Linked DNA regions of Homo sapiens: regions 1 and 2 are each linked to region 3. Evidence: chromatin loops called from intact Hi-C (ENCODE). Cell type or tissue: CD4-positive, alpha-beta T cell. All regions are shown on one strand. Links, peaks and the distances in the headings refer to the core of each region. The heading gives the core; the rest is flanking DNA.

The links. Hi-C counts contacts between places; a loop is a spot of excess contacts. Peaks named below come from ENCODE experiments on the same cell type or tissue, not always from the same donor. Only the 100,000 strongest peaks of a DNase experiment are listed, where the experiment ranks them.
Region 1: it touches region 3 in a loop (3-fold over the local background); 7 of 110 quality-filtered maps call a loop at or near these places.
Region 2: a loop joins it to region 3, with 4 times the contacts of the local background. A loop is called at or near these places in 29 of 110 quality-filtered maps.

What each region holds. Positions count from the first base shown.
Region 1 is chr1:15,960,864-15,971,430 of GRCh38, forward strand. The region is part of intron 2 of ZBTB17 (zinc finger and BTB domain containing 17); the gene reads right to left. LOC124903855 (a long non-coding RNA gene) reads left to right here. Exons shown (of 3, transcript XR_007065486.1): 3 at 1-6,780. Among named protein-coding and RNA genes, the nearest start is that of ZBTB17, 10 kb to the right of the region's middle. RefSeq lists enhancers at 301-1,174, 4,618-4,787, 5,070-5,259. In CD4-positive, alpha-beta T cell, for the core only: no CTCF peak of the experiment used is centred there; DNase peaks (open chromatin) are centred at 3,198 and 5,448; H3K4me3 peaks cover 753 bases; H3K27ac peaks cover 1,213 bases.
Region 2 is chr1:15,810,913-15,820,782 of GRCh38, forward strand. No RefSeq gene overlaps it. Among named protein-coding and RNA genes, the nearest start is that of UQCRHL, 8.2 kb to the left of the region's middle. In CD4-positive, alpha-beta T cell, for the core only: CTCF peaks have their summits at 4,808 (motif pointing right) and 5,007; a DNase peak (open chromatin) is centred at 4,789.
Region 3 is chr1:15,914,044-15,924,610 of GRCh38, forward strand. It overlaps SPEN (spen family transcriptional repressor), which reads left to right. Exons shown (of 15, transcript NM_015001.3): 6 at 2,085-2,236; 7 at 4,883-5,008; 8 at 5,361-5,474; 9 at 6,827-6,940; 10 at 8,206-8,306. Among named protein-coding and RNA genes, the nearest start is that of ZBTB17, 57 kb to the right of the region's middle. In CD4-positive, alpha-beta T cell, for the core only: no CTCF peak of the experiment used is centred there; DNase peaks (open chromatin) are centred at 2,132 and 5,468; H3K4me3 peaks cover 605 bases.

The DNA.
Region 1 (10,567 bases), core at 1,581-9,580, 47 kb after region 3:
GGATTAGGTAACTGCCAAGGTCCCTTGTAGTGTTAAGATGTAATACATGCTCCAGCCTGGGCAACATGGTGAGACCCCATCTCCAGAAAAAAATACAAAAATTAGCCAGGCGTGCTGGTGCATGCCTGTGGTCCCAGCTACTTGGGAGGCAGAGGCGGGAGGATCACTTAAGCCCACAAGGTCAACGCTGCAGTGAGCAGTGATTGCACCACTGCACTCCAGCCTGGGCAACAGAGTGAGACCCCGTCTCAAAAAAAGAAAAAAGATTTAAGAAATGTTGAATAAATGAATGAATGATTTCATTAATGAGGCTGCCATGCATTCGAAGTATAACAGATACAGTGTGACAATTAAAATGAGGCATTTACCTAGCAGTTAGCAGACTTTTTTCCATTTAAAACTTTCCCTACAGTATTATCTTTAAGATTTCCAACTATGAACATTAACTGTATAGGATATAAACACCAACTATGAAATACATATGGCAGAAGCCAACATCAGATTTTATATTTCCTATTCCAAATAGGATTAAGCTAAGATTCTGTAAAACTTCACTGGGAAAAAACTAAACGAGTAAGAATATTTTAGAGTAATATTTTGGGGATCCTGAAGCTGTAAGTTGGGCCTGGATAATCAGTGGTCAAGACTCAATGTCTCAGTTTCCAGTGAGTTTTAAAAACGGATGCGGAAGTGCTGTCCTACAGCAGAGTTTTTAGAAGCAGCCCAGTGAGGATTAGGAGAGGCTCAGGGGCCCAGGGCTCGCCCTTCAACAAACAGCGCTGCTGACCTCCAGCCCCTCAAATCCCTACCACCTGCGGCAGCGATCAATCAGCAAAGCTGCTCCCACCCGCCAGCCGCTTTGAAGTGCAAACTTCTGAGAGAAACCTGGAGACCACCCCCAAGTGTGACCTGGCTCCTGGTCCTAGTAAGACCAGGGAGGTGGGGGGAATGGGATGGAGACGGAGGCACAGCTAGTGACGACATGGGGTGACGACATGGGGTGGGGGTCCCAGTGGAGAAGTATATTTTACGATGTTAATATATATGCTTTATCAGTAAACCGGGAGAGGTGGCGCGTGCCTGTAATCTCAGCACTTTGGGAGACTGAGGCAGGAGGATTGCCTAAGTTCAGGAGTTGGAGACCAGCCTGGGCAACATGGTGAGATCCCGTCTCTACAAAAAATCCAAAATAATTTAGCCGGGTGTGGTGGCAGGTGTCTATGGTCCCAGCCACTCGGGAGGCTGAGGTGGAAGGATCACTTGAGCCTGGGAGGTTGAGGCTGCAGTGAGCTGAGATTGTGGCACTGCTGCTCCAGCTCGGGTGACAGTGCGAGACCTTATCTTGAATAAAATAAAAAATAAAATAAAATGAAATAAAAATTGTGATTCCTGATAAGGGACTGTGGGTGGAACTGTGCCCTGTGCAGAGAGGAAACTCAGCCTTGCTACTAACAGCTCCATCTGCTGAGACTCCAGAGGAGGTTACTGGCAAGAGAAACTCACGGGCTGGTTGCTTCCCTTGCAAATAGACCATAACCCACAGCAGCCATGAAGGGAGTCAGGGCCAGAGCTGCTGTGGTGCCGCACGCACAGTGTTTCATGCCGCCTCACCAGTGCTCACAATGATCCTGGGAGGGGGGACTAATACAGTCACCCCCATTGAGCAGATGAGCAAATCACAGTTTAAGAAGTTGTTGCTGACCTAGGTTGCACAGCCCTGCCCACATTCAAGGCCAAATCCATCACACTCTAAAAACTGTGCCCTTTCCGCTATAGAAAAGGACAAAACTTCTGTGGACAAACAGAATACCGGGTTCAACAGATCCTGAGCCTGTACCAAATGGACAAATTCTCTGTCATCACAGGCACATAACAATCTCTCTTCCTTATACTAATGAGTGCGATAAAACATCGTATAAAACCCAGCAGTGGTTGGCTACGGTGGCACATGACTGTAGTCCCAGCTACTCGAAAGGCTGAAGCAGGAGGATCACTTGAGGCCGGGAGTTCAAGGCTGTAGTGAGCTTTGATTGCACCTATGAGTAACCACTGCACTCCAGCCTGAGCAACAGCGAGACCCTGTTTCTAAAAAAAATAAAAAAATAAAGCAAATCCAAGGCTGGGCACAGTGGCTCACACTTGTAATCCCAACACTGTGGGAGGCCAAGGCAGGCAGATTGCTTGAGCCCCAGAGTTTGAGACTACCCTGGGCAAGATAGTGAGAACCCATCTCTAAAGAATATATAAATTAATTAATTTTAAAAGACTCACACAATCCAGAAGTGAACATTACTAAGCATTAATATATTCACAGTTTGCTGCTGCCAGATGAACTGCAAAATGAAAACTATGAAACAACTCCATTTCTGGCAAAGGTGCCCTGGCCAATTCTCCCACCGCAAACAGCCACAAATGCTGACTAAAAATGATAAGACATCTTTTAAAATGCATTAAAGATTGGGAATGATAGTAAGAGGAGTTAAAAATAAAATAAAATGTATCAAAGAACTGATAGGTCAGTAAGTAATACTGAGAGGTCAAAACACATCTAAACAAGGGTTGAAATCCAGAGAGCAAGTGGAGCTTTGAAACCAGGTTTCAAGAAAAGACATTTGCAGAACTGGGCAAGCTTGAGCCCCACCCTCCACCCCATCCCCAGAGGGAGGTCTCACTGAACCTTGGTGGAAAGAAGACAATACAGAAACTGCCTATATCAAATCTTGGTGCTGAACAGAGGAGGGAAAAATCTTCCCTGAGAATGTATAATGATTAGCAGTCCCCCAAAAGGACTACAGCCCAAATTTACACCTTATGAAACACATATTTCAGGCAGATGAAAGTGATCCCAGAAAGAAAAGTATTAAATGCAAGAAGGAAGGAAGAACAATGAAAGTAGTATATATATAAGTGAGCAAACCTAAACAAATGCTGAACTAATGATGCTCATAAAAGTTGTAAAAGGACTGGCACAGTGGCTCACACCTCTAATCCTAGCACTTTGGGAGGCCAAAGCAGGAGGAGTGCTTGAGCCCAGGAGTTCAAGACCAGCCTGTCTTTACCAAAAGAGACCCTGTCTTTACCAAAAAAAAAAAAGTAAAAAGTAAAAATTAGCAGGGTGTGGTGGCGAGTGCCTGTGATCCCAGCTACTCGAGAAGCTGAGGCAGGAGGATTGCATAATCCTAGAAGGTCCAGGCTGCAGTAAGCTGCGATTGTGCCACGGCACTCCAGCCTGGACAACAGCGAGACCCTGTCTCTAGAGAGAAAAAAAAAAAAAGGTTTAAAAAGAACTAAAATGCACACCCACAGAATAAAAGTGGAAGAGAAAGTGATAGCAATTAAAGTGTTCTCAGGTCCTCACTGTTTGAGAGTAAGGTATAAAGACACTGACTAAATTTAGACTTTGATAAGTTATGTAAATTGAAAGCTATACCACATTTATGGATCAGATGACTCAACATCATAAAAATGTCAGCTCTACCCAAATTTATATATTATAAACTCAATGCAAATTCTAATAAAACATACCAACAATTTTTATGGCATTTGACAAATGTAATCTAACATGACAATGGGGCCAGGCAAGATGGCTCACGCCTGTAATCCCAACACGTTGGGAGGCTGAGGTGGGAGGATTGCTTGAGCCCAGGAATTCAAGACTAGCTTGGGCTACATGGTGAAACCCTGTCTCTACAAAAAAGACAAAAATAGCTGAGCGTGGTGGCGTGTGCCTCTAGTCTCAGCTACTTGGGAGGCTGAGGCGGAAGGATAGCTTAAGCCTGGGAGGTCAAGGCTGTAGTGAGCCAAGATCACACCACTGCACTACAGCCTGGGTGACAGAGCGAGACCCTGTCTCAGAAAAAAATAAAATGAAAATGGAAGAGCAATGGGCCAAGGATTTACTAGACACCAGTTCACCAGTTTTCTAAAATGATGTATTTTACAAGTCAGTGTGGTATTTAAACAGAGAACAGGCCGGGCACGGTGGCTCACGCCTATAATCCCAGCACTTTGGGAGGCCGAGATGGGTGGATCATGAGGTCAGGAGTTCAAGACCAGCCTGGCCAAGATGCTGAAACCCCGTCTACTAAAAATAAAAAAAAATTAGCCAGGCGTGGTGGCACGCATCTGTAATCCCAGCTACTCAGGAGGCTGAGGCAGGAGAATCGCTTGAACCTGGGAGGCGGAGTTTGCAGTGAGCTGAGATCGCGCCACTGCACTCCAGCCGGGGCAACAGAGTGAGACTCCGTATCAAAAAAAAAAAAAAAAGAATTTCTGCTCATCAAAAACAAAAAACAATATCCTACAGTGAAAAGACAAGCCACAAACTGGAAGTAGGTAGTTATAACACATATAACTGACAAAGAATTAGTATCCAAAATAAGAAATAAAAAACAAAAAACTAACAAAATGTCTACAAACCACCCAATAGAAAAATGAGCAAGACAATCTGTTGTTTCCGAGAAGATGAAATCTGAATGATCAGTAAGCAACGAAAAGATGCCCAACTCAGAACCAGGAAAATGCAAATCAAAACCACATGAGATGTCATTGTACGCCCACCAGATTAGTAAAAATGTTGAAGTCTGAAAATACCATTGTTGAGAGGATATGAGGCAAACGGAATTGTTGAAGGGTAAACTGGGGAAACAGTTTTGGCAACAACTTGGCATTATTTGTTAAGTTGAAGACGCACATACCCTGTGACTCCACTCCCAGCTGCAGTCCCTGGAGAGGCTGTGCATACATGTCCCGGGAATGTGAACAGTGGCACTGTTTGTCTCAGCAAAATACTGGAAACAACCCAAATGTCCACCAGTAATAGAAAGGATAAATAAATTCTCATACAATGGAACATTATTCATCTGTGAAAATGAAATACCACTCTATGCAACGTGGATTAATGTCAAGGCACTGAAGAAAACAATATGATTATATTAAGTTCAAAAACCTGCAGAATTAAACGGTACATTGTTTAGCAATACAAACACATGGTAAAACTATAAAGAAAAGCAAGAGTGATAAAAGCAAAACTCAGGGATGACTTGGGCCGGGTGAGATCAGGGAGGGGACACAGGGGACTCCAAAGGTAACAGTAAGTTCTTTTTGGAAACTGGGTAATGGGTACATGGAAGATGTTTCTTGTATCCTTATTCTTTACACTGAACACATTCTTTTGTATGGAGTCAACATTTAACAAAAACGATTTACAAAATTAAACAAGTTCTTTCTTACTTTAAATCATTTGCCAAGCATTAATTTGGGCTGCTGACTGAGTCACAGTAACGGGGGAAAATCCCTGAGGGGCCCACATGGCCCCGAGACTACAGAAATGAGAAGTGCTTTGCTCTCTGAGCTCTGGTGATACAGCTTCCCATGGGGCAGGCTGGCGAAATTCGAGTGGAGCCTGCCACTCGGGACAGGAAAGTGACTGCTTAGGTTAATAAGTTCCAGTATAGGAAGTGGTGCGGCTGGGGTGGGGAGAACAGATTCTACTGCCAGACCTTTCAAGACCAGAAGCTGAGTAGATTTTTGATGTTACAATGAACCCACTAAGCCTGCTTTCTGGCCCGCTCTCCACTCGCAGCGGGAATTCCCACCTCTGAGCCTCTGTCCACACTGCTGTTTAGATATGAGTGAACAACTCTCAGTTCTAACCATGCCCTTTGCTTCCTTCCTTTGAAGCCCAGCCCTACGAACCATCTCTCTTCAATTCATAACAAGCACGTTTGAATCCAAGAGCCTAAGCCCCAGTTTTCTACACGTATCTGTGCTGACTGCATTACTGAGGTCAACCTTAATCACCCTGGGACTGTCAAACTATTGATGTCCATAAGGATTCTCTGTGCTGGCATTCCACACACACGCAGCAAGGTTCAATGAGCCACAGTACTTACTCTCTGACCTCTATTATTTCAACCATTTAAAAATTGTGGCCACGGGAGGCTGAGGTGGGAGGATCGCTTGAGCCCTGGAGGTCGAGGCTGCAGTGAGCTATAATCCCAGCACTGCACTCCAACCTGGGCGAAAGAGCGAGACCCTGTCTCAAAAATTAAATTAATTAATTAATTAATTAAAAAACAAAAAAAAAAGCCGTGGCCAGCAAAAGAAGTAGATTATGATCTCCAGGACAATATGTTTTGTACATAAAATGTATTTGGAGTTTTTTGTTTTCATTAAAGTTGAGGTCCCTCCCTACTGTGATGTCAAACCCAACAATGGGTCACCCCACAGGACACCACCCCTGCTCGCACCTGTAATCCCAGTCCTTTGGGATGGCGCAGGTAGGTGGATCACTTGAGCCCAGGAGTTCAAGACCAGCCTGGGCAACGTGGCGAAACCCTATCTCCACAAAAAACAGAAAAATTAGCTAGGTGTGGTGGTGTGTGCTAGTAGTCCCAGCTACTTGGGGGGCTGAGTCAGGAAGATCGCTTGAGCCAGGGAGGTCGAGGCTGCAGTGAGCTATGACAGCTCCACTGCTCTCTAGCCTTGGCCACAGAGCAAGGCCCTAATTAAAAAAAAAAAGTGTTATATGAGGCTGGGTTTGGTGGTTCAAGCCTATAATACCAGCACTTTGGAAGGCTGAGATAGATGGATTGCTTGCGCCCAGGAGTTTGGGACCAGCCTGGGCAACACGGCGAGATTCTGTCTCTACCAAAAAAAAAAAAAGTTTCCTGGGAGGAGAGGGGGGTAACTTACTTTCCACAGGTACACGCTTGAGAACCTTCTGATTTTTCTACCTTGTGCATGCATTCCCATAGTAAATGTTGTTTTCTTCCTAAACTCTGCATATTTTCTTTTTTGACCCTCAAGAGTCTTCTATCAAATAACAGTAATTATGGAGCCAGGGACTCGACTAAGCACTTTACATGCATGACCTTATTAATAATTCCACCCAATAAAGTTATATTCAAGGTAACTATTATCCACATTTTACAACTGAGGAAACTGAGGGTTAGAAAGGTCAAGTACTTTGCCCAAGGGCATACAGCTAGTAATTATAAGAAGCAAACATAAGCCCACATACGCCTGGCTTAGGAGTTTGTGTTCCTAACTGCTACCCTATACTGCAGGGGTTTCTTAACTGGGGGTGATTTTGTGCCAGGAGATATTTGGCAATATCTGGAGACATTCTGGGGTGTCACCACTGGAGAAGAGTTACCACTGGCATCTATGGGGAGAGGCCAGAGACGCTACAGAAACCCACCCCCCACAACAAAGACTTATCTGGCCCCAAATGTCAGAAGTGTCAAGGTTGAGAAACCCTGCTATACTGGAACAAGACAAAAAGACAGAGAAACCATCTTCTGACCAAAACTCTCACAGTTAAGGTCAGAGTTCACCATGTCTATTTCCCATATGACAGCCAAATGCCCAATAAACAAGAAGCATGCTCAGCCCTCAATTACATGGAGTTTTCTCCAGCCCCAAATGCCAGTTCCTCCTCAGCCAATCAAGGCTGATCATCCACTCATCCGACACTTGCTGAGCGCCAGCTGTGTGCCAGGAAACAAGCTACACAGTGGCAGTACCAGGATAAATAAGACCCTGTCCTGCATCCAAGATGCTGGCGGTCTCATGGGAAGGCAGGCAAGGAAGCCTCGGATCATAATTGAGGTGAAAATGTGTTAATAGAGATCAAAAACAGGATGCTAAGAAGTCGCAGGGGAGGGGCTCCAAACTCACTTGGGTTGGGGGAACTGGGAATGGCTCAGAAAAGGCTTCCCAGAAGCATCTGAACTTGAAGGAATTAAACAGGCAGAGAGAATCCTCAAAACACCCCTTACCAGATCTCTCAGGATATGGTCTCTGAGTAGCCAAGGTTTGATGACTTTAATTAGAAAGCTTGGGGGAACTCTCCCAGAAAACAGAAGGGGCACAGAGTAGTCCTTGACTGTCCATGCACAACCTGGATAGCCCCTGCCACAGGGCAGGATGGCAACCTGGCGTCCCCACAGGTTTGGGCCTTCCTCAACTTCAAACCTGACTGGCCTCCAGCTTCCAACCAGCCTGTACCTTGCAGCAGGAGGTAAGTAACATTTCATAAATGTCCACTATACCAGGGGTTCCCAACCCCTGGGCCACAAACCACTGCTGGTCCGTGGCCTGTTAGGAAGTGGGCTACATGGCAGGTGAGTGGCGGGCGAGTGAGCACGCAAGTGAGCGAAGCTTCAACCTGTATTTACAGCCGCTCCCCATCACTTGCCATTACCACCTAAGCTCCGCTTCCTGTCAGATCAGCAGCAGCATTAGATACTCACAGGAGCTCAATCCCTATTGTGAGCTGCACATGTGAAGGATCTAGGTTGTGAGCTTCTCATGAAAATCTAATGCCTGATGATCTGTCACTGTCTTCCATCAACCCCAGATGGGATCGTCTAGTTGCAGGAAAAGCAGCTCAGGACTCCCACTGACTCTACATGATGGTGAGTTGTACAATTATTTCATTATATATTACAATGTAATAGTAATAGAAATAAAGTACATAATAAATGTAAGGTGTTTAAGTCAACCTGAAACCACCTCCCACCCCCCACCCCTCAGCCCCCTTTCTGTGATAAAATTGTCTCCTACAAAACCGGTCCCTGGTGCCAAAAAGGTTGGGGGCTGCGGGCCATGCCACGGCTGGTGGTCCTAGGTGCACGGGGGCCGAGGGGGCACGAGGCAGTAGTGTGGGGACTCCAGGTCCCAGAGGCCGCTCATGGGGTGGGAAGTGTGAGGCCGCTGCCTGCCTGGGCCTCGGAGGGTGGGGGGAGCAGGGCAGGGAGATGATAAATTGACCATTATCTCAGGATGTCTCTTTCTGACTGCCAATATCTTCGCCATCGCCAGCATCACCAACCCAGACTGGCTCAACACCAGGGAGTCTGTGGGAGCACTCACTGTGGGCCTCATGGGACAGTGTCAAACAATGCGTGGACGAGAGGGGATGTGCATCCCTCCCCAGCTTCCCCTGGAGTGGGTCACCATGCTGTTTTTTATCATCATGGGAATCATTTCATTGACTGTAAAATTCCCCTTAGACAGACGGAGGCAGCTAGGACTCTGGAGTCAGGTGTGAATCTGCCCTCCCATTGATTGTCACATGTGGTTTGCTGGTGGCTTCCCACTGGGGAAGAGAAGCTACAAAATATGTTCGATGGATAGCATTCACTGGGATGATGCTTTTCTGTATGGCTGCCGTCATATTTCCAATAGGATTTTACATCAATGAAGTCAGAGGTCAACCTTATAAATTACCCAACACCACAGTAGTTGGGTCATCATATGTACCTTTTGTCTTATCAATTTCTTTACAATAGTAGGACTTCTATTTGCTGCCAAGTTTATTTGCCAAGCTGATAAATGTCTAAATTGCTTGACTCTCACTTATTTTTGAAGGGTGAGGAGGACAAAGGCGAGACATCTGAGCAGCCCTCATGGGAAGATGCTCACATGAAACTGATGCTGAGAAGGAAAAATAAAAAAAGTTTTGATTTGCTCTCACTATGCACTTTGGACTTAAAGAAGAAAAAAAAAAAAAAGGAAGAGCCTTTTTGTTTTATTTTTGAGACAGAGTCTCACTCTGTCACCTAAGCTAGAATGCAGTGGCGTGATCTCAGCTCACTGCAACCTCCGCCTCCCGGGTTCTCCTGCCTCAGCCTCCCGAGTAGCTGGGACTACAGGCACCCACCACCACACCCAGCTAATTTTTTTTTTTTCTCTTGAGATGGAGTCTCGTTCTGTCACCCAGGCTGGAGTGCAGTGGCGTGATCTCGGCTCACTGCAACCTCCGCTTCCCAGGTTCAAGTGATTCTCTTGCCTCAGACTCCTGAGTAGCTGGGATTACAGGCGCCTGCCACTGCGCCCAGCTAATTTTTGTATTTTTAGTAGAGACGGAGTTTCACCATGTTAGCCAGGATGGTCTCGATCTCCTGACCTCGTGATCCACCCACCTCAGCCTCCCAAAGTGCTGGGATTACAGGCGTAAGCCACCGCGCCCAGCCAGGAGAGCCTTTTCCATAACCAAATACAGACAATACTGACTAAATCTCCTGAGCATATTCAGGCAGTCAGGTCTGCACTGTGATAGCAACCTAGAGAAGGAGAATGCTTTCTACTGAAAAGCATGTGGCCCTTTGTGACTCTGTTGTTCCATTTTTAATATCTAATGATTCAATAGAGGGAAAAAAAAAGTCTAAGTAGTTATGTATCATGGTGGACCAGAGGGATGCAAGAGAAGTTCATGTGGGGCTGGCCTCACCTCCTGAGAAATCAGTGTTCACAACTTCCTTGTAATAGTATGAGCCTTTGGCACCATTACTGCACCAAGAAGCCAATAGATCAAAACTTGTTTGCTAAAATGTATGTAAAAATTCTGAAATTCCCTATTCTGTGTGTATGAAAAAAAAAAATCAAACACTAAGACACATGTTTTGGGTAGGTAGGTGGGTGGGTGGGGGAAATCTCTCTCTCTCTCTGTATGTGTGTATGTATATATATATATGTACATACACACACAATATATATATATACACACACTATATATATATACACACTATATATATACACACACACTATATATATATAC
Region 2 (9,870 bases), core at 1,502-9,501, 100 kb before region 3:
AGAGTTCCTCTCAAAGTGTATCATCTAGTGGGGAAGATAAAACCTGAACAGGCCGGGCCCGGTGGCTCATGCCTGTAATCCCAGCACTTTGGGAGGCTGAGGCAGGCAGATCACGAGGTCAGGAGATCGAGACCATCCTGGCTAACACGGTGAAACCCCATCTCCACTAAAAATACAAAAAATTAGCCGAGTGTGGTAGCGGGTGCCTGTAGTGCCAGGTACTCTGGAGGCTGAGGCAGAAGAATGGCGTGAACCTGGGAGGCGGAGCTTGCAGTGAGCCGAGATCGTGCCACTGCACTCCAGCCTGGGTGACAGAGCGAGACTCCATCTCAAAAAAAAAAAAAAAAATGTCATATAGTGATAGAAATAGTCATAGGGTATCCAGATGAAACTCTGGCTGTACCTAAGGCATGAACACTCATCAGGGCAAGCCAGTGTGGTCTGGCTGGAAAAGGGATGCTATTGGGAGGTGACTAAGCTGAGAGTGGGGAGGCTGGGGAGATTCATTGTACTGAGTGCCTACTGCCAGATATTCTGGAGCTTTTATCCCAGTGGGAGATGCAGACAAAAACAGGTAAACAAGAGAATGCAGATAGAAGTAAGAAAAATAAGGCAAGGGAAAGAATGGAGGGGAGGGACACGTGAAACTAGTTGCAAGTGATATGAAGGAGCCTTCCGTGTGCAGAATTTGAGCATGGACCTTATGGGCAGAGGAAACAGCATAGATAAAGTCCTGAGGCGAGCGTAAGCATTGTGTATTTGAATAACCATTGCGAGGAACAGTGACTATTTTTCTACTAGATGAGATGTGTGGGTTTCTCCCATCTAGGCACTTCCTTGGAGCTGACTAGAGAACAGATACGGCTTTTTTTTTTTTTGAGACAGAGTCTCGCTCTGTTGCCCAGGCTGGAGTGCAGTGGCGCAATCTCGGCTCACTGCAACCTCCACTTCCCGGGTTCAAGCGATTCTCCTGCCTCAGCCTCCCGAGTAGCTGGGATTACAGGCACGCACCACCATGCCCGACTAATTTTTGTATTTTTTTTAGTAGAGATGGGGTTTCACCATGTTGGTCAGGCTAGTCTCGAACTCCTGACCTCAGGTGATCTGCCTGGCTCAGCCTCCCAAAGTGCTGGGATTACAGGCATGAGCCACCACGCCCGGCCACAGATATGGCTTTATAAGTCAGCCAGTGTGACTTGGGACAACTAAAGTTGGAAGGCTTCAGCCAGCTGTCATTAAAGGAAGGGTGGGCCCTTGGTCTGCAACTGCCAATTAAAGAGATTATAGGGTGACAGTGACAGCAACATTGCAACTGAAAGGGACAAGCAAAGCTTGCTAGTCAGTGTGAGCCTAGAGGTGGCTTAGAAGACAAAGGCGTCTCACATTATGCTCCCACTCACACACATACACCTTAGTTTTGTGAGGTGTGCAGGATAGTTTTCATCTTCATATTGCACCTGTGGAAACAGAAGTGAAATGACTTACTCAAGCCATATAGTAAGCAACCAGCTAGGCTAAGACCCAGTTTCCTCATCCCCAATCGACTGCTCTTCCCTTTATTTATTTATTTACAGACAGAGTCTCACTCTGTTGCCCAAGCTGGAGTGCAGTTCGAGGCTGCAATGAGCTATGATGGTGCCACTGCACTCCAGCCTGGGTGACACGCTACACTGGGCAACAGATCGAGAACCTATCTCTTACTAAAAAAAAAAAAAAAAAAAGGTAGAAAAAAGTCTGTTTGTGCCTTAACTCTATTCCACTCAAAATCTATGCCCAACTTGTCCTATTTTCTTTTCTTTTTTTTTTTTTTGAGGCAGCATCTTGCTCTGTCACCCAGGCTGGAGTGCAGTGGCACAATCTCAGCTCACTGCAAACTTTGCCTCCTGGGCTCAAGTGATGCTCCCAACTCAGCCATTCAAGTAGCCGGGACTATACCACCACAGCTAGCTAATTTTTTTTTTTTTTTTTTTTTTTGAGATAGGGTCTTGCTCTGTCGCTCAGGCTGGAGTGCAGTGGCACATTTTTGGCTCACTGCAACCAGTGGCACATTCTTGGCTCACTGCAACCTCTTGCTCTTGGGTTCAAGTGATACTCCTGCCAGCTAATTTTTGTATTTTTTACAGGCATGATCCACCGCACCTGGCCTGAGACTCCATCTCCACAAAAAAAAAAAAAAAAAAAAATTAGCCAGGCATGGAGTGGGCGCACCTCCTCGGGAGGATGAGGTAGGAGGATAGGTTGAGGCCAGGAGTTCAAGGCTGCAATGAGCTATGGTGGTGTCACTGCACTCCAGCCTGGGTGACAGAGCAAAATCTTGTCTCCAGAAATAAATAAATTAAAATAAAATTGCATAAGATTATATTCTAAGTAGGCCGGGCGCAGTGGCTCACACCAGTAATCCCAGCACTTTGGGAGAGTGAGGCGGGTGGATCACGAAGTCAGGAGATCAAGACCATCCTGGTTAACATGGTGAAATCCCGTCTCTACTAAAAATACAAAAAATTAGGCGGGCGTGGTGACCGCACCTGTAGTCCCAGCTACTCGGGAGGCCGAAGCAGGAGAATCGCTTGAAATGGGAGGCAGAGGTTGCAGTGAGCTGAGATTGTGCCACTGCACGCCAGCCTGGGCAACAGAGCGAGACGCTGTCTCAAAAAAAAAAAAGTTATATCGGAAGTACTGCCTGAAACTATTCAGTCCAGAAGTCAGAAGCTTTGGGCTTGGGCCAAATCTAGCATACTGCCTATTTTACTGATGGCCTGGGAACTAAGAATGGCTTTTATATCTTTTAAAAGGCTAAAAAAAAAAAATGACCGGCGCAGTGGCTCATGTCTGTAATCCCAACACTTTGGAAGTTCAAAGTGGGCGGATCACCTGAGGTCAGGAGTTCAAGACCAGCCTGACCAACATGGTGAAACCTCGTCTCTACCAAAAATACAAAAATTACCCAGGTGTGGCCAGGCGCGGTGGCACATGCCTGTAATCCCAGCACTTTGGGAGGCTGAGGCGGGTGGATCACGAGGTCAGGAGATCAAGACCATCCTGGCTAACACAGTGAAACCCCGTCTCTACTAAAAATACAAAAAATCAGCCGGGCGTGTTGGTGGGCGTCTGTAGTCCCAGCTACTTGGGAGGCTGAGGCAGGAGAATGGCGTGAACCCAGGAGGCGGAGCTTGCAGTGAGCCCAGATCGCACCACTGCACTCCAGCCTGGGTGACAGAGCGAGACTCTGTCTCAAAAAAAAAAAAAAAAAATTACCCAGGTATAGTGGCGTGCGCCTGTAATCCCAGTTATTCAGGAGGCTGAGGCAGGAGAATTGCTTGAACCCAGGAGGCAGAGGTTGCAGTGAGCCGAGATCATGCCACTACACTCTAGCCTGGGCAACAGAGTGATGTGGTCTCAAAAAAAAAAATCAAAATAATGTTGTGATTATTGTGAATAATTTGATTATGACAAGTAAAATTGTATGAAATTCAAAAATCTGTGTCCACACAAAAAAAGTTTTATTGGAATAATTTTTTATTTTTTATTTTTGGGAGACAGAGTCTTGCTCTGTTTCCCAGACTGGAGTGCAGTGGTGCAATCTTGGCTCACTGCTACCTCCGCCTCCCGGGTCAAGTGATTCTCCTGCCTCAGCCTCCTGAGTAGCTGGGATTACAGGCGCCTGCCACCAGGCCCGGCTAATTTTTGTATTTTTAGTAGAGATGGGGTTTCACTATCTTGGCCAGGCTGATCTTGAACTCCTGACCTTGTGATCCACCCACCTCGGCCTCCCAAAGTGTTGGGGTTACAGGCGTGAGCCACTGCGTCCGGTCTTTTTTTTTTTTGAGATAGAGTCTCACACTGTCACCTGGGCTGGAGTGCAATGGTGCGATCTCAGCTTACTGCAACCTCCACCTCCCAGGTTCATGTGATTCTCCTGCCTCAGCCTCCTGAGTAGCTGAGATTACAGGTGCACATCACCACATCCAGCTAATTTTTTGTTTTTTTAGTACAGATGGGGTTTCACTATGTTGGCCAGACTGGTCTCAAACTCCTGACCTCGCGATCCGCCCACCTCAGCCTCCCAAAGTGCTGAGATCACAGGCATGAGCCACCGCGCCTGACCTTTTTTTTTTTTTTTTTTTTTTTTTTTTTTTAAGACAGAGTCTCACTCTGTTGCCCAGGCTGGAGTGCAGTGGCACGATCTCGGCTCACCGCAACCTCCACCTCCCAGGTTCAAGCGATTCTGCTGCCTCAGCCTTCCGAGCAGCTGGGATTAGAGGTGTGTGCCCCCATGCCCGGCTAATTTTTGTATTTTTAGTAGAGACAGGGTTTCACCATGTTAGTTAGGCTGGTCTTGAACTCCTGACCTCAGGTGAGCCACTGGCCTCGGCCTCCCAAAGTGGGAATAAAACTTTTTCTCATTTGTTTATATATATATATTTTATGTCTGCATTGCACTCCAGTCTGGGCAACATGCGAGACTCCATCTCAAAATAAATAAATAATAAAAAATAAAATAAAAAAGCTTGCTGGCCCCTGGGCTGGACCAGTAGCTCCCCTTCTATTGATGGGAAATTTGAGGCACAGAGAAAATGAGTGGCCTAAGATCATACACAGAGTCAATGGCAGAAATAACTCTGGCTCCCTATTGGTGCTCTTTTCACTTCATTACCATATAAAAGCAGCTAAACAAAGGTTTCTCAGCTTCTCATGACAATGGCTACTTGGTCCTTTTATATGCCTCATCTCTGCTCATTCTCACTCTTGTCTAACCTAGGTTCTAGCAGCTGCACACAGATGCAGCTGTGACCTCGAGAGGGCAGCACTCGTTAAGATGACTCCAAAATACAATCTCTTATCTGAGACCCAAAAATAGAGTGAATATATCGTCCTGTCCTAACGAAAAAAAGAAAAATGCATTAGAAAGTGTCTCAACTGCTTCTGATGATGATATATATGCATTCACACCAGTGTAAATGTAAGAGGTTTTCCTTTTTTTTTTTTTTTTGACAAATTGTCAACAAAGGTGAATTCAAGCACAAACAATCCCCACATTTAGCTAGACTGGAAAGCACTGAGGCCACATCAGTGGCAAAGGCAAGACAGGCATTTGAGAGAACCACCCAGAGAAACTTTTTTTTTTTTTTTTTTTTGAGACAGAGTCTCGCTCTGTTGCCAGGCTGGAGTGCAGTGGCTCGATCTCTGCTCACTTCAACCAACCTCCGCCTCCCAGGTTCAAGCAATTCTCCTGCCTCAGCCTCCCAAGTAGCTGGAACTACAGGCACACGCCACCACGCCTGGCTAATTTTTTGTATTTTAGTAGGGACGAGTTTCACCATGTTGGCCAGGATGATCTCAATCTCCTGACCTCGTGATCTGCCTGCCTCGGCCTCCCAAAAGTGCTGGGATTACAGCTGTAAGCCACCATGCCCGGCCCCCAGAGATACTTTTAAGTGTTTCCTGAGCACTGGGGGAACATGAAGAGGGAGAAAATTAGATCTCAGAGAGCCCAAGGGACAGTTTTAAGTAGACTCGTGACCCAGGTTTGTCCTTTTCTGAGTAGACTAGAGGTTCCATCTCTTTATTCTGGGATGTCCAGTAATAAAATGGGGCTAGTAGGGCTTGCAAGCAATGAGGTATTTATGAAGTACAATTAATGTATGCAAAGGGCTTTGAGATCCTTCAGATTAAAAAGTGTCCTGTGCAGGTGCAAGATGGACTGGTGTTGCTGTGAGGGCAAATATATTTTGTGGGTGTTACCATTGTTGTTGAACAAGGCAGTGGGGGAAAAAGTAGTTAAGATTATGTGGCACGATCCTTCAACATGACCCAGAACTGGGCCATAGGAAACTTGTACAGACTATCACATCAGATGATGGAGAGAAACATCACTGAGAATGCATAAATCCCCGGAGGCAGAATGGTTAATTTCGTGAGGCACAGTCATGTCTAGACAAATCTGGTGGGGCTATTTAGAAAAACACATATGGTACTTCTGGCTTTACAAGGAAGGGGACCAAGTCACATTACTCAGCAAATATCTTTCCTTAGTCTGAACTTGGCTTCTAAGATTTTCTGAGAACTGAGCTTTTTTTTTTTCTTTTTTTTGAGATGAAGTTTCGCTCTTGTTGCCCAGGCTGGAGTGCAATGATGTGATCCCGGCTCACTGCAACCTCTGCCTCCCGGGTTCAAGCGATTCTCCTGCCTCAGGCTCCCAAGTAGCTGGGATTACAGGCGACCGCCACCACACCCAGCTAATCTTTTAAAAAATATATTTAGTAGAGACGGGGGTTCACCATGTTGGCCAGGCTGGTCTTGAACTTATGACCTCAGGTGATCCGCCTGCCTCTGCCTCCCAAAGTGCTGGGATTATAAGCGTGAGCCACCACGCCTGGCCTGAGCATTTTTTCTAAATAATCTTGAAAGGCCTGGTGCTGGGTTAATAGCAGGAACTAGGCTAGTAGCGTAATTAAACATCCCCATATTGCAACACTTAAACATATGGGAATCCCAATGAGTTCCTAATGTATAATTCCTAAATTTAATCCTAAATTGTTCCAATGAATCCTTTTATATGACCTTGGCTAATTATGTAATATCTTAATCTCCAGTGGTAATGATAAATGTGAAAATGATGGCGTGAGTTGATTCATTTCTCCTTGCAGATATTCTATCAGGACCAATGATAAGGGCTTCTAGAAATAAAACCTCAGCAGACAGGAAACTGCCTTCAAACTTCAGCAATCAAGAATATTACTTACTTTAGTCCCTGGAATGCATGAGACAATGGAAATGCACTGAATTAGATTTTTACAAAATTTTTATCAGCTAGAACTTTGGTTCAGATCACTCCTATAATATTCAGGAAGACCATACAGACTTATCATGAAAATGAATAGTTCAGTTTACTTGGGGTATGATTAGTTAGGAAGGAATTAAGAAATCCGTAGCAGAAATATCCATACATTTAAAAGTTAATTCTGGCCAGGCACAGTGGCTCACACCTGTAGCCCCAGGACTTTGGCAGGCTGAGGTGAGTAGATCACCAGAGGTCAGGGGTTCAAGCCAGCTTGGCCAACATAGTGAAACCCGTCTCTACTAAAAATACAAAAAAAATTAGCCAGGCGTGGTGGCGTGTGCCTGTAGTCCCAGCTACTCAAGGGGCTGAGGTGGGAGAATAGCTTGAACCCGGGAGGTGGAGGTTGTAGTGAGCTGAGATCATGCCACTGCACTCCAGCCTGGGCAACAGAGCGAGACTCCATCTCAAAAAAAAACAACTTAATTATGTTACACAGAAAAGTTACAACTCTAATGCTGCATTTGCTTTGGAAATTATAAGCTACCAAGAAGAAAGAAAAGAAAAAAGACGGCTAGGTGGGTGCAGTGGCTCTGACCTCAGCACTTTGGGATGCCAGGGCAGGTGGATTGCTTGAGCCCAGTAGTTTAAGACCAGCCTGGGCAACAGGGCAAAACCCCATCTCTACAAAAAATACAAAAACTAGCAGGGCAGCGTGGTGTGTGCCTCTAGTCCCAGCTACGTGGGAGGCTGAGGGGGGAAGATGGCTTGAGCTCAGGAGGTGAAGAGGTTGCAATGAGCTATGATCATGCCACTGTACTCCAGCCTGGGTGAGAGAGTGAGATCCTGTCTAAAAAAAAAAAGATAAAAATAAAAAGATGTAATATAACACTCACGTGCCCAGCATTATAAATGTAATTCGGGATTTAATTTATGACATAAAGCTAATTGACTTCACAGCTTTGTATGCTGTCTTTTTTGAACTCCTGGCCTCAAGCGATCCCCCCACTTTGGCCTCCCAAAGTGCTGGGGTGACAGGCATGAGCCACTGATCCTGGCCTTTTTATGCTTTTAACAGTTCTATAGGGCCAGGTGCAGTGGCTCACGCCTGTAATCCCAGCACTTTGGGAGGCCGAGAGGGGAGGATCATTTGAGGTCAGGAGTTTAAGACCAGCCTGGCCAAAATGGTTAAACCCTGTCTCTACTAAAAATACAAAAAAAATGAGCCGGGCGTGGTGGCGCACACCTGTAATCCCAGCTACTCAGGAGGGTGAGGCAGGAGAATCACTTGAACCCAGGAGGTGGAGGTTGCAGTGAGCCGAGATTGTGTCACTGTGCTCCAGCTTGGGTGACAGAGTGAGACTTTATCTCAAAAAACAAACAAACAAAAAAACAACACAGACAGTTCTGTAATACTATATGGTTTTATAGGGCAAAACTATTTTGTAAAATATTATTATACTCCATCCATGAATTTCAAAGCAGTTGACAGAATCATTAGAGTCTTGGTGTATTCCTCTATGCTTTTAAAAAAATCCATTTAAGAAATAAAAAAGCCGGGCATGGTGGCTCACGCCTGTAATCCCAGCACTTTGGGAGGCCGAGGCATGTGGATCACAAGGTCAGGAGATTGAGACCATCATGGCTAACACGGTGAAACCCCATCTCTACTAAAAATACAAAACATTAGCTGGGCATGGTGGTGGGCGCCTGTAGTCCCAGCTACTCGGGAGGCTGAGGCAGGAGAATGGTGTGAACCCGGGAGGCGGAGCTTGCAGTGAGCCAAGATTGTGCCACTGCACTCCAGCCTGGGCGACAGAGCGAGACTCTGTCTCAAAAACAAAAAAAAGAAAAGAAGTAAAAAAAGCCGGGCGTGGTGGCTCATGCCTGTAATCCCAGCACTTTGGGAGGCCGAGGCGAGCAGATCACGAGGTCAGGAGTTTGAGACCAGCCTGGCCAAGATAGTGAAACCCCATCTCTACTAAAAATACAAAAAATTAGCTGGGCGTGGTGGGGGGCATCTGTAATCCCAGCTACTTGGGAGGCTGAGGCAGAAGAATCGTTTGAATCCGGGAGGTGGAGGTTGCAGTGAGCTGAGATCACGCCACTGCACTCCAGCGCTGGCGACAGTGCGAGACTCTGTCACAAAAAAAAAAAAAAGAAGTAAAAAAACTCAGTGGACTTTATCCTCATATTAACATAAACAGTTTAAATAGTATTTCTCAGATTATAAAGCACGTTTACATCTATTATCTGATTTGATTGAATGTTCAAAACAATCCTGTGGGGTAGATGTGTTATATATACTTAATAGATTTAATAAATTTCTAAAATTAACTCAATGAATATTTGTCGAGCAACTACTGTTTGCCAGGCACTAGTCTAGAAGATGACCATTCAGACAAAAAGAAAACACACCAAGACCCTACAAAAATGTTTATGTAACTTGCCCAAGAACACAGAAGGTGAATCCAATCATTTTGACTGGTGTATTCTATCATTTTTTCTATCTTAATTTGGAAAAATGAAGCATAGATTTTTTTTTTTTTTTTGAGACGGAGTCTCGCTCTGTCGCCAAGGCTGGACTGCAATGGCGTGATCTCGGCTTACTGCGACCTCCACCTCCCAGGTTCAAGCAATTCTCCTTCCTCAGCCTCCTGAGTAGCTGAGACTACAGGCATGCGCCACCACGCCCAGCTAATTTTTGTATTTTTTTTTTTTTTTTGGTAGAGATGGGGTTTCACCATGTTGGCCAGGCTGGTCTTGAACTCCTGACCTCAGGTGATCCACCTGCTTTGGCCTCCCAAAGTGTTGGGATTACAGGCGTGAACCATGGTGCCCAGCCAGCATAGATAATTATCTTGACTCTGTCTCTTGGTAAATTTGTGGCATTTCTGGCATGGACTTGCTCAACCACATTTGCTTGCCAGCATCTGCCCCCATACATTCCATCCTCCAGTCCTCTACTAGCTGAACTATCGAAAGCCAGTTCCTTTGCTTATGCAGCCCTTCCCTCCTACTTCAGGGCTCAGGTCATCCTGTCAATTCTTTCCACTCTCCAACCCACATCCATTCCCTACTCCCAGACTGGG
Region 3 (10,567 bases), core at 1,242-9,241:
AAGACCAAATTGAGCTTAAAATGAGATATGTTCCTTTGAGATATGCAGAATATATGGAGACAGCTATTATGAGTCCTGGGTAGTTTCTGAGTCCACCTGAGTTTCATGTGAAAGTACATCATAGTCTGATTGATCGAAAGGGGTAACATTAGTTGAGCTACCATTGGAGCCATCAGTCTGGACTCAGAAGTGAGATGTATTCTGACTTAACTCAAGGTCCCTGAAATTGAGTTTTTAAAAATACCAGTGTTGTTGACATTATCAGTAATGTTCAATGGCTGGCTCTAAATGCTTCATTTCAGTAAAGTTGATTAAATATTAATTTTTTGGATGGCTTTGTTTTACATTAAGAAAAAAGAACACACAGTAGTTTCCTATAATTGTTATCAACAAAACCTTGAGCGTTCCTGCCCTAGACCAAGTTTATAAATGGAGCTTCAGAGAAAGGCTATGATAAATTAGAAATTAAGCCATTGCTTTTGACCATAAAAAATAGAGGCTGGACGTCGTGGCTCACACCTGTAATCTCAGCACTTTGGGAGGTTGAGGCGGGCGGATCACCTGAGGTCAGGAGTTCGAGAGTAGCCTGCCCAACATGGCGAAACCCCGTCTCTACTAAAAATACAAAAATTTGGCCAGGCATGATGGCGGGCACCTGTAATCCCAGCCACTTGGGAGGCTGAGGCAGGAGAATTGCTTGAACCCAGGAGGCAGAGGTTGCAGTGAGCCGAGATTGCTCCGCTGCACTCCAGCCTGGGTGACAAGAGTGAAACTCCATCTCAAAGAAAAAAAAGAAGAAGAAGAAGCCGTAACAATCATTTCTGTTTGTCACTGGGGACCATGCAATATCAAAAGATAATTTAAAACATATTGCTTTAATCTGTTTTCATAGTTACTCTTATATCTAAAATTTCCGTATTTAGACAGTTGATTTATTGTGTTAGTATGAGAGGGGCGAAATGCTAAATATCTTATAAAATGTTGAAAAGTAAATGAAATTAAACAATGAAGGTGGACTATTTTCAGCTGAGTTTTTATGTCTATTTCAGAGTATAGTTTTATACGCCAAATTGAGAGCCTGCTACGTAATTTTGGAAACTAGGATTAGGCTCAAATAATTAATTACCATTTTTGCTGGGGTTTAAAATCTATTTCTGTGTCAGTGATTATTTTTAAAACAAATCAGGCCAAGTGCAGTGGCTCACGCCTGTCATCCCAGCACTTTGGGAGGCTGAGGCAGGAGGATTGCTTGAGCCCAGAGACCAGCCTGGGCAACAGGCTGGGGGGGTGGAAAAACTAGCTAGGCATGGTGGCATGCACTGGTGGTCCCAGCTACTTAGGAGGCTGAGGTTGGAGGATTGCTTGAGCCTGGGAGGTTGAGGCTCCAGTGAGCCATGATCCTGCCAGTACACTCCAGTCTGGGTGGCAGAGCGAGACTCTGTCCCAAAAACAACAGATCACCTTAGCAAAGATATCTATCTATTTTATTTTTTCTATTTTATTTTTGAGACAGGTTCTCTCACTGCCATCACCCAGCCTGGAGTGCAGTGGCGTGATCACAGTTCACTGCAGCCTCAACTTCCCATTCTCATGCTATTCTCCCACCTCCGCTTCCCAAATAGCTGAGAATACAGGCGTGCGCCACCATACTTGGCTAATTTTTTGTATTTTTTTTGGTAGAGATGGGGTTTCAACATGTTGCCCAGGCTAGTCTCAAACTCTGGGGCTCCAGCGATCCTCCCACCTTGACATCTTAAAGTGCTGGAATTACAGGCATGAGCCACCCTTCCCAGCTAATTTAGCAGATTTAAATCAGTTTATTTTTAATTTTAAAGGTTAAACAAAGTGTTACTTTAGCCTTAATTTTTTTTTGAAACGTTTATTTAGCCTTTGTATTCCTTTTTTGCTTTAGAGTTAATAAGGGGTGGCTATTTCTGAAGGTGTTTATGATATTTCAGTTTATGTGAGTATTCAAGCCCATTATTTCAGACATTTTGTTTTTTAAATGTAGATTTTTCCATGATATATAAATATGCATTAAAATACTGTCTTCTCTTTTTACTCGGCCCCCATTCCACTTACAGAAACAGAAAGTGAAAATGAATTTCGCCCCTTGGATGAAAGGATAGATGAATTTCACCCCAAAGCAACAAGAACTCTCTTTATTGGCAACCTTGAAAAAACCACTACTTACCATGACCTTCGCAACATCTTCCAGCGCTTTGGAGAAATTGTGGTATGTTGCTTTTACTATGTAAACAATTTTAGGTCTTTGTCATAACACATAAAGCATAGTACAGATTATATTTGGAAAGGTGATATTTAATGGTGTAATGAATGAACATTGTTGTGTGCTTTTAGCTCTTGCTAAAAGATAATCCAGAGAATCCCATTGGGTATGGTTCTATATACGTGTGTAAAAATGTAATATATGTCCTTTGTTTACACATATATATTTTCTTACCTCTTTTTTTTTTTTTTTTTTGAGACAGAGTATCACTCTGTCTCCGAGCCTGGAGTGCAGTGTCATGATCACGACTCACTGCAGCCTCAACCTCCTGGGCTCAAGTGATCCTCCCATCTCTCAGTCTCCTGAGTAGCTGGGACTGCAGACATGTCCCACCACGCCCAGCTAACTCTTGTGTTTTTTGTAGAGGTGGTGTTTTGCCATGTTGCCCAGGCTGGCTCTTACCCATTTTTATCTTTCTTTGTTCATTGGGTTCTGTTTTAATGCCATCTCTAGTCCTGTGGATTGAAAGGAAAATCTGGAAGAGAAAAATGTTTGTAAAAATGAAGCAGCAGGCTGAGCATGGTGGCTCACACCTATAATCTCAGCACTTTGGGAGGGTGAGGTGGGCAGATCACTTTGAGCTCAGAAGTTTAAGCCCAGCCTGGGCAACATGGTGAAACCCTGTCTCTATAAAAATACAAAAATTAGCTGGGCGTTGGTGGCTTGCTCCAGTAGTCCCAGCTACTCAGGCGGCTGAGGCTGGAGAACCACTTGAGCCCAGGAAGCAGAGGCTGCGGTGAGCCGAGATCACGCCACTGTACTCCAGCGTGGGTGACAGAGTGAGACCCTGTCTCCAAAAATAGAAGCAGCAAATTAGTGTATGATTGTTTTGTGATCACAGTGCACATCAGAAATACCTTGGGGATTACTAGAATATGGATGTCGTCTGCTAGCAGTTTAATTCTATTAGGAAGTCTTAATTTGAATCACTTTTTATATTATGCAAGTCATTGTTAGATTAAGGGGTACAAGAAGTTTTCTGTTCCTTTATGACTTAAAATTAGAGTCAGTTTAAAAATGAAAATATTTTGGTCACAGCTTTGTAATCTTGGGATATACTATTATTATTTTTTTAGACAGAGTTTCACTCTTGTCACCCAGGCTGGAGTGCAGTGGTGCGATCTTGGCTCACTGCAGCCTCCGCCTCCTGGGTTCAAGCGATTCTCCTGCCTCAGTCTCCTGAGTAGCTGGGATTACAGGCGCCCGCCACCATGCCCAGCTAATTTTGTATTTTTTAGTAGAGGCGGGGTTTCACCGTGTTGGCCAGGCTGGTCTTAAACTCCTGACCTCAGGTGATCTACCTGCCGTGGCCTCCTAAAGTGGTGGGATTACATGTGTGAGCCACCATGCCCAGGCTGGGAGATAACATTTTGTAAGATATCAGCCTTTCTCATCTCCTCAAAATCTTTCATAGAATCGTAACTTCTGTAGAAATCTGCACATGCCTTCTTTCTTGGTTCAGCCACAGCAAACTTATAGAGAACCACAACCCCCAATTAATGCTCCAGCAATATGATATTACAGATTCTTGGCCAGAAAGTCACACATCTGAGGTTTCATCAAAGCACTGGAAGCCCTGGTAGTTAGTTATTGTCCTTGATAGGTATGACAGCCCCACCCCAATGTCCTTCCTTGCTGATGGAGAAATGGATGACCTCATTTTCAATTATTTTGATTTGTCAAATTATTTTGGTTTTGTGGGAGTAGCATATACTCTAATTGCAGTTCTACTGCCTACCTAGATGGGTGGTATGGAATTCAGTAACCTATCTGGGCTCCAGCTTCTTTTGTCTTTAGACAGTTATCTGTTATTTATTTATTTATTTATTGATCTTTTAATTTTAAAGGTTAAAGAACAAAGATTTATTAATCTTCTCAGATATCATATTTTATTTTATTTATTTATTTTTAAGACGGAGTTTCACTTTTGTCACCTGCGCAATGGCGCGATCTTGGCTTACCGCAACCTCTGCCTCCCGGGTTCAAGCGATTCTCTTGCCTCAGCCTTCAGAATAACTAGGATTACAGGCATGTGCCGCCATGCCTGGCTAATTTTTGTATTTTTAGTAGAGACAGGTTTTCACCGTGTTGGCCAGGCTGGTGTCGAACTCCTGACCTCAAGTGATCCGCCCGCCTCCACCTCCCAAAGTGCTAGGATTACAGGCGTGAGCCACGGTGCGCAGCCAGATATCATATTTTAAATGGCCTGGCCCCTAATAACGATTTTAGATATTGCAGAAGGGAATTATTTCTTAGGATTTCATTAAATAGCCTGCCTTTTCTTTATTATCGTTAAGTTTCTCTTAATGCTGTTAGTATGGATTTTAAATTTTGAATTTTGAATTGCAATGCTGTTGCTCCTCTGCAGAGAGCTTCACATGAGAAGGATTTCATGGTTTGTGACAATAAATGCTATATGTTTTATAGCAAACTAGTAACTTACCATTGTATTAAGGTGTACAGTTTTTTTAACTAAGTAAATGATGATTGAGAACATGACTTTTTTGAGAAATAAATACCCTATATGGACTTGGTTCATTCTAATTTATTTTCTTGGGCATATTGCTAAGTTGTATTCATTGGTTTTTTCAGGATATTGACATTAAGAAAGTAAATGGAGTTCCTCAGTATGCGTTTCTGCAATACTGTGATATTGCTAGCGTTTGTAAAGCTATTAAGAAGATGGATGGGGAATATCTTGGAAATAATCGCCTCAAGGTAAATGAATTTGCATAAATTATTGTGCTGTTATGATTTGCTTTGTTTTTTAAGACTTGAAGGGTTTTTTTTTTGCATATGCCTTATTATTTAAGATCCTACTAAGACAGATAACCATAAAAGTGATATACTTCTTTGCATTCCTATCCTATTATATACTGTAATCTGATTAATATTCGATTAGCCAGGCAGGATTTTTTTTGTATATTCCTATTTAATTTTAACCAGATGTTTCCCACTTGAGATGTTGATTTGATAAGATTACTATAGAAAACCAGTTTTCTGAGAATTCTGTTGTAGTTGAATAGTAATTGTGAACTTTACTAATAGAAATTTTGCCTTTTATATTCAGCTGGGTTTTGGAAAGAGCATGCCTACAAACTGCGTGTGGCTAGATGGGCTTTCTTCGAATGTGTCAGATCAGTATTTAACACGACATTTCTGCCGATATGGGCCTGTGGTAAAGGTAGGCGGGAGGTTTTGGTATGTGGTTCAGACTTCTGACTCACTCGTCTTGGTATTCTCTCCTTTCAGTCTCAGTTGGCTAGCATTGCCTATTTCTTTAATAACGAGCACATTAAAATTATGTTTGCTAAGATTTGGTCAATAAGGGCATTTGCATCTGTTGCCTTAAGTTATGAGTATTTTGAAGAAACTATTTTGAACTAGCCAAGGTGATTAATTTTGAAACTATTCTCATAGTATAAATAGAATGAAATAGAAATGTTGCTTAGGGATTTTTATAATTTTATCTTACATTAAAATTAGATAGTCTGACTATATAGTTATTCACATTTACACTAAATATGTAATTAGACTTTTTTAAATGAGGGGAAGTTCACACAACAGAATATTCATCTAACCAATGATTTTTATGTAATACATCCATAAGCAACAGGAAAAGGGTCTCCAGACCCAATTCAGTGTGTGAAGGTAAAGCTTTGGTTCCTTAAAACTATGTTTACTCTGTGGTAGGTATATTGTATACCCTTGACAATGCTTTTTTTTTTTTAAATTTATTTATTTATTTTTAATTGAGACAGAGTCTCACTCTGTCACCCAGGCTGGAGTGCAGCGGCGGGATCTCAGCTCACTGCAACCTCCGCCTCCCAGGTTCAAGCGATTCTCTAGCCTCAGCCTCTTGAATAGCTGGGATTACAGGTGTGTGCCACCACGCCTGGCTAGTTTTGTATTTTTAGTACAGATGGGGTTTTGCCATGTTGGCCAGGCTGGTCTCAAACTCCTGACCTCAAGTGATCCACCTGCCTCGGCCTCCTAAAGTGCTGAGATTACAGGCACTGCGCCTGGCAGACAATACTTTAAATGTAGCTTTTGTTGTTTAGAGAAATACACATCTTAAAGATTGCCTGTATAAAAAAATCCACAGCCTTAAGACAGTTATGCTACTTGTAGCCAAAGTTCACAGAAATTCTTTGTTGTTCTTAATTTTTCCTTCCTTTCAAGGGTGTTTTTTGCTGTTGTTGGTTTTGCTTTTTTGTTTTGAGCCAAAACAAGACGAATACTTTACTGAAATACAATATAGTGGTCAGTAAACATGGAAAACAAAGTAAAATACAGAAGAACAAAATAAAGGCATAATATCTCAAGCCATAATGTCTATGATTCTAAACAGTCCCTGCACATTTTCATTTTATTGTGTTCACTACAGTGTGCATCACACTTTTTTTTTTAATAGAATAAAATATATAAAAATATATTTTTTCTCATCCGTGTCCTTGTGGCTTAGGATTTTGTTGGGACTGACACTAAGTCCAGTGGATGAGGCTCTTACTTGTTTTTTGTTTGTTTGTTTTACAGGTGGTGTTTGACCGCTTAAAAGGCATGGCCCTGGTTCTCTACAATGAAATTGAATATGCACAAGCAGCTGTAAAAGAGACCAAAGGGAGGAAAATCGGTGGGAATAAAATTAAGGTGTGCAGAATGACTTTAAACAGAAGCAAAACAAAGTCCTATTCAAATCTCACCCTCTTGGGCTGGGCGTGGTGGCTCACGCCTGTAATCCCAGCACTTTGGGAGGCCAAGGCAGGTGGATCACCTGAGGTCAGGAGTTCGAGACCAGCCTGATGAACATGGTGAAACCACGTCTCTACTAAAAATACAAGAAAAATTAGCCGGGCTTGGTGGCGCGTGCCTGTTAATCCCAGCTACTTGGGAGGCTGAGGCAGGAGAATTGCTTGAACCCAGGAGGCGGAGGTTGCAGTGTGCTGAGATCATGCCGTTGCACTCCAGCCTGGGTGACAGAGTAAGACTCCATCTCCAAAAAAAAGAAATCACCCCGTTAATAACTAGCATTTTGTAGGCTGCCAGCCAGGGGAGTGGTTTACAAGACACGTATGCTGTATCATTAGTGTTTAAGGGGAATATTACAATTTTATGCTCAGCTACTTGTGGGCACAGCATCTTTAAACCATTAGCCACAGATCCTTCCCTAAAAATCTTCTCATTCAAAGAAGTGTGCTTCTCAGTGTTCGGGTGCTGATGCTCACACAGACACTCTCATCGCAGGCTTGACCACAGTTATGGGTATCTGACACCCAGGGCCTCATAGTATCAGTCCAGCATCCTGAATGATATGTCTTTCTTTCCTTTCCTACTCTCCTGAAGAGTGGGTAGCCACTTAAAGCATAACTTTATGTCCAGTGTATGTTTTTAAAAACTTGTATTCATGGTAGTTTGAAGGAATTTATGCACTTAACTATGAAATAACTATGATTGTTAGGTTGAAAAAAGTATTTTAAAAATAAGATGATAAGCTATTTGATAGCTGATGAGCATCATATGCTTTAGTAACTTTGAGGCCCAGCTGTGAATAAAGTTTAAAATGTTCATCCATATTTTGTTTTATATTCTAACTGTAGTTTTGGCAACAGAGATTGCTGGATTTAGTTGATCTGATTACTTAATTGCCATTTCAGTTTTCCATTTTGCTTTTTTCACTCCTTCACAATTGGGTTTGAAACTTTATAAATTTCATTCTTTTATCACGGTTTATACAGAATTTGAGAGATTTCAGGTTAATATAGTTTCAGTGATGAGGACTGTTTTACTTGAGATACATTGCTGTTTCCTGAAATTTTCTCAGAAGGGCTATGTTGTGAAGAATTTACAAATCTGATAACATTTTTCCATCATTAAAATTTGAAACTTGCATCAAACACCTCTTTTTTTTTTTAAAGGTGGATTTTGCAAATCGGGAAAGTCAGCTGGCTTTTTATCACTGCATGGAGAAATCTGGTCAAGACATCAGAGACTTTTATGAAATGTTAGCCGAAAGAAGGTATGTATTTTAAACTTACCAGTGTAGCTTGAGTTTTAATAGTTTTAATACAGAAACTTAAGATGGCATTAAATTTTATTTTTCACTCTTTACCCCTACTTTCATCTTCTAGAATAGAGAATGCTTCTCTTTTATCACTTCATATGGAAACACAGGTTTATTTTTTTGAATCTAGTTTCCAGGTAATTCCTATGGGTTTGGAGCAACCTGTCTGGATTTCTCACTGAATGCTCCTAGAACTTGAAAGAGTTACTGTTTTGCCAGGTGATAACTTTATGTACTTTTTTTTTTGAGACAGGGTCTCACTCTGTCACCCAGACTGGAGTGCAGTGGCATGATCATGGCTCACTGCAGTCTCTGCCTTATAGGCTCAAGTGATCCTCACACATCATCTTCTTGATTAGCTGGGACTACAGACACTTGCCACCACGCTGGAGTAATTTTTGTAAAGATGGGTTTTCTCCATGTTGTCTAGGCTGGTCTTGAACTCCTGGGCTCAAGCATTCTGCCCGCTTTGGCCTCCCAAAGCGCTGGGATTACAGGTGTGAGCCACCACACCTGGTCTGCTTTATGTACCATTAATCATAAATACAAATCATCTTGCTTACAGTTACTTCTTAAAGTAAATGTATTAATATATGTTAGAGTGCATTATAAACTTTTAAATGGCTACATATTTAGTAATGACAACAACCAGGTTGTATGTGCTCATACATTTAACTTAAAAAATAAATAAATAAATAAAAACTTCCAAAAGAATATCAAGAGCTTTATTTTAAAGTTGAATCTCTTAAATAGTCAAAGTGAATCAATAAGCCAAAGCATATGTAAACTGGCAACTTTGGCAATGTGCAGGGCAAACCTGATTTCCTCTTGTTAATACTTTCAGTCATGGTTATGTAGTATTTAATATTTTTTCTGCTGAACAGACCGAAATATAGTAAAACATCTTAAGATAATGCCACCAGATTCTTCAATAGCTGATTACTTTTGAAAATGGAAATTTGGTCCATATTATCAAGCTGTTTTTCCAGACATACCTCTGATTAAGTTTCCTGGAATGTTCCCACTAGGTCTCCACCCCTATATGTGTTAGACAAAAGGTTTGTGTGAAAAACGCCTTTAGACACTTGAGTTCAAAGTATGAAAAGGGCTCCATGGCAAGATGAGCCAAGTCAGGGTTGTGCTGCCACAAGCCCTGTTGAATGCATTCCCTTTCTACTGCCTCTTCTTGCCAATTCATTTTTGTTTAAATGATAGCAAGTATTAATATATATTAATTTCTTAGTGGAATATTGTACAACAGTCGTTGAATACTTTGTGCTTTTTTTTTTTTTTGAGATGAAGTCTTGCTCTGTGGTCTAGGCTAGAGTGCAGTGATGCGATATTGGCTTACTGCAACCTCTGCCTTGCTGGTTCAAGCGATTCTCCTGCCTCAGCCTCCCGAGTAGCTGGGACTACAGGCGCATGCCACCATGCCCGGCTAATTTTTGTATTTTTAGTAGAGACGGGGTTTCACCATATTGGTCAGGCTGGTCTTGAACTCCTGACCTCGTGATCCGCCCGCCTTGGCCTCTCAAAGTGCTGGGATTACAGGCGTGAGCCACCGCACCCGGCCTACCTGGTGTTTTTAAATGAAAAATGCTCCCTACGGCCAAATTCTCAAAAGCTCAAACTTGTCAGGTTTTGATGGTTTCTCACCAGATCAGAATCCAAATCACAAAGCTTCAAAGATCAATACTCCTTTAGCTAGAAAGTCAGGCTCGATAGACTGTTTTCTCAGTTGTGTGAGTGTAAGAGAGTGAAAGTGAGCGTAAAATTATGTGGCCACATGCAGGAGAATGTGTGTGTCTCATGTCAAGAGAGAAAAAAATTCTCTATCCTGGCTTCCCAAGTAGCAGTTTGAAGTCATTGTTAATACAGTAAATGCTTACAAGGAATTCTTATCTATATGTGAGTGGAAAGTGTCCCGGAGGCCTACTTGCACCTAAAACATACAAAATCCATTAAAATCCTCTGTGTACATTAAATATTTTAAAACAGCAGTTTTGTGTGAGGGTTGAATAATGTAATGTGGGTGTTACTTTTTGTATATTACTACTTAAAATCTATTTTTTTTTTGTTTTTTGAGACAGAGTTTCCCTTTCGTTGCCCAGGCTGGAGTGCAATGGTGCAATCTTGGCTTACCGCAACCTCTGCCTCCTGGGTTCAAGCGATTCTCCTGCCTCGGGCTCCAGAGTAGCTGGAATTACAGGCACGCA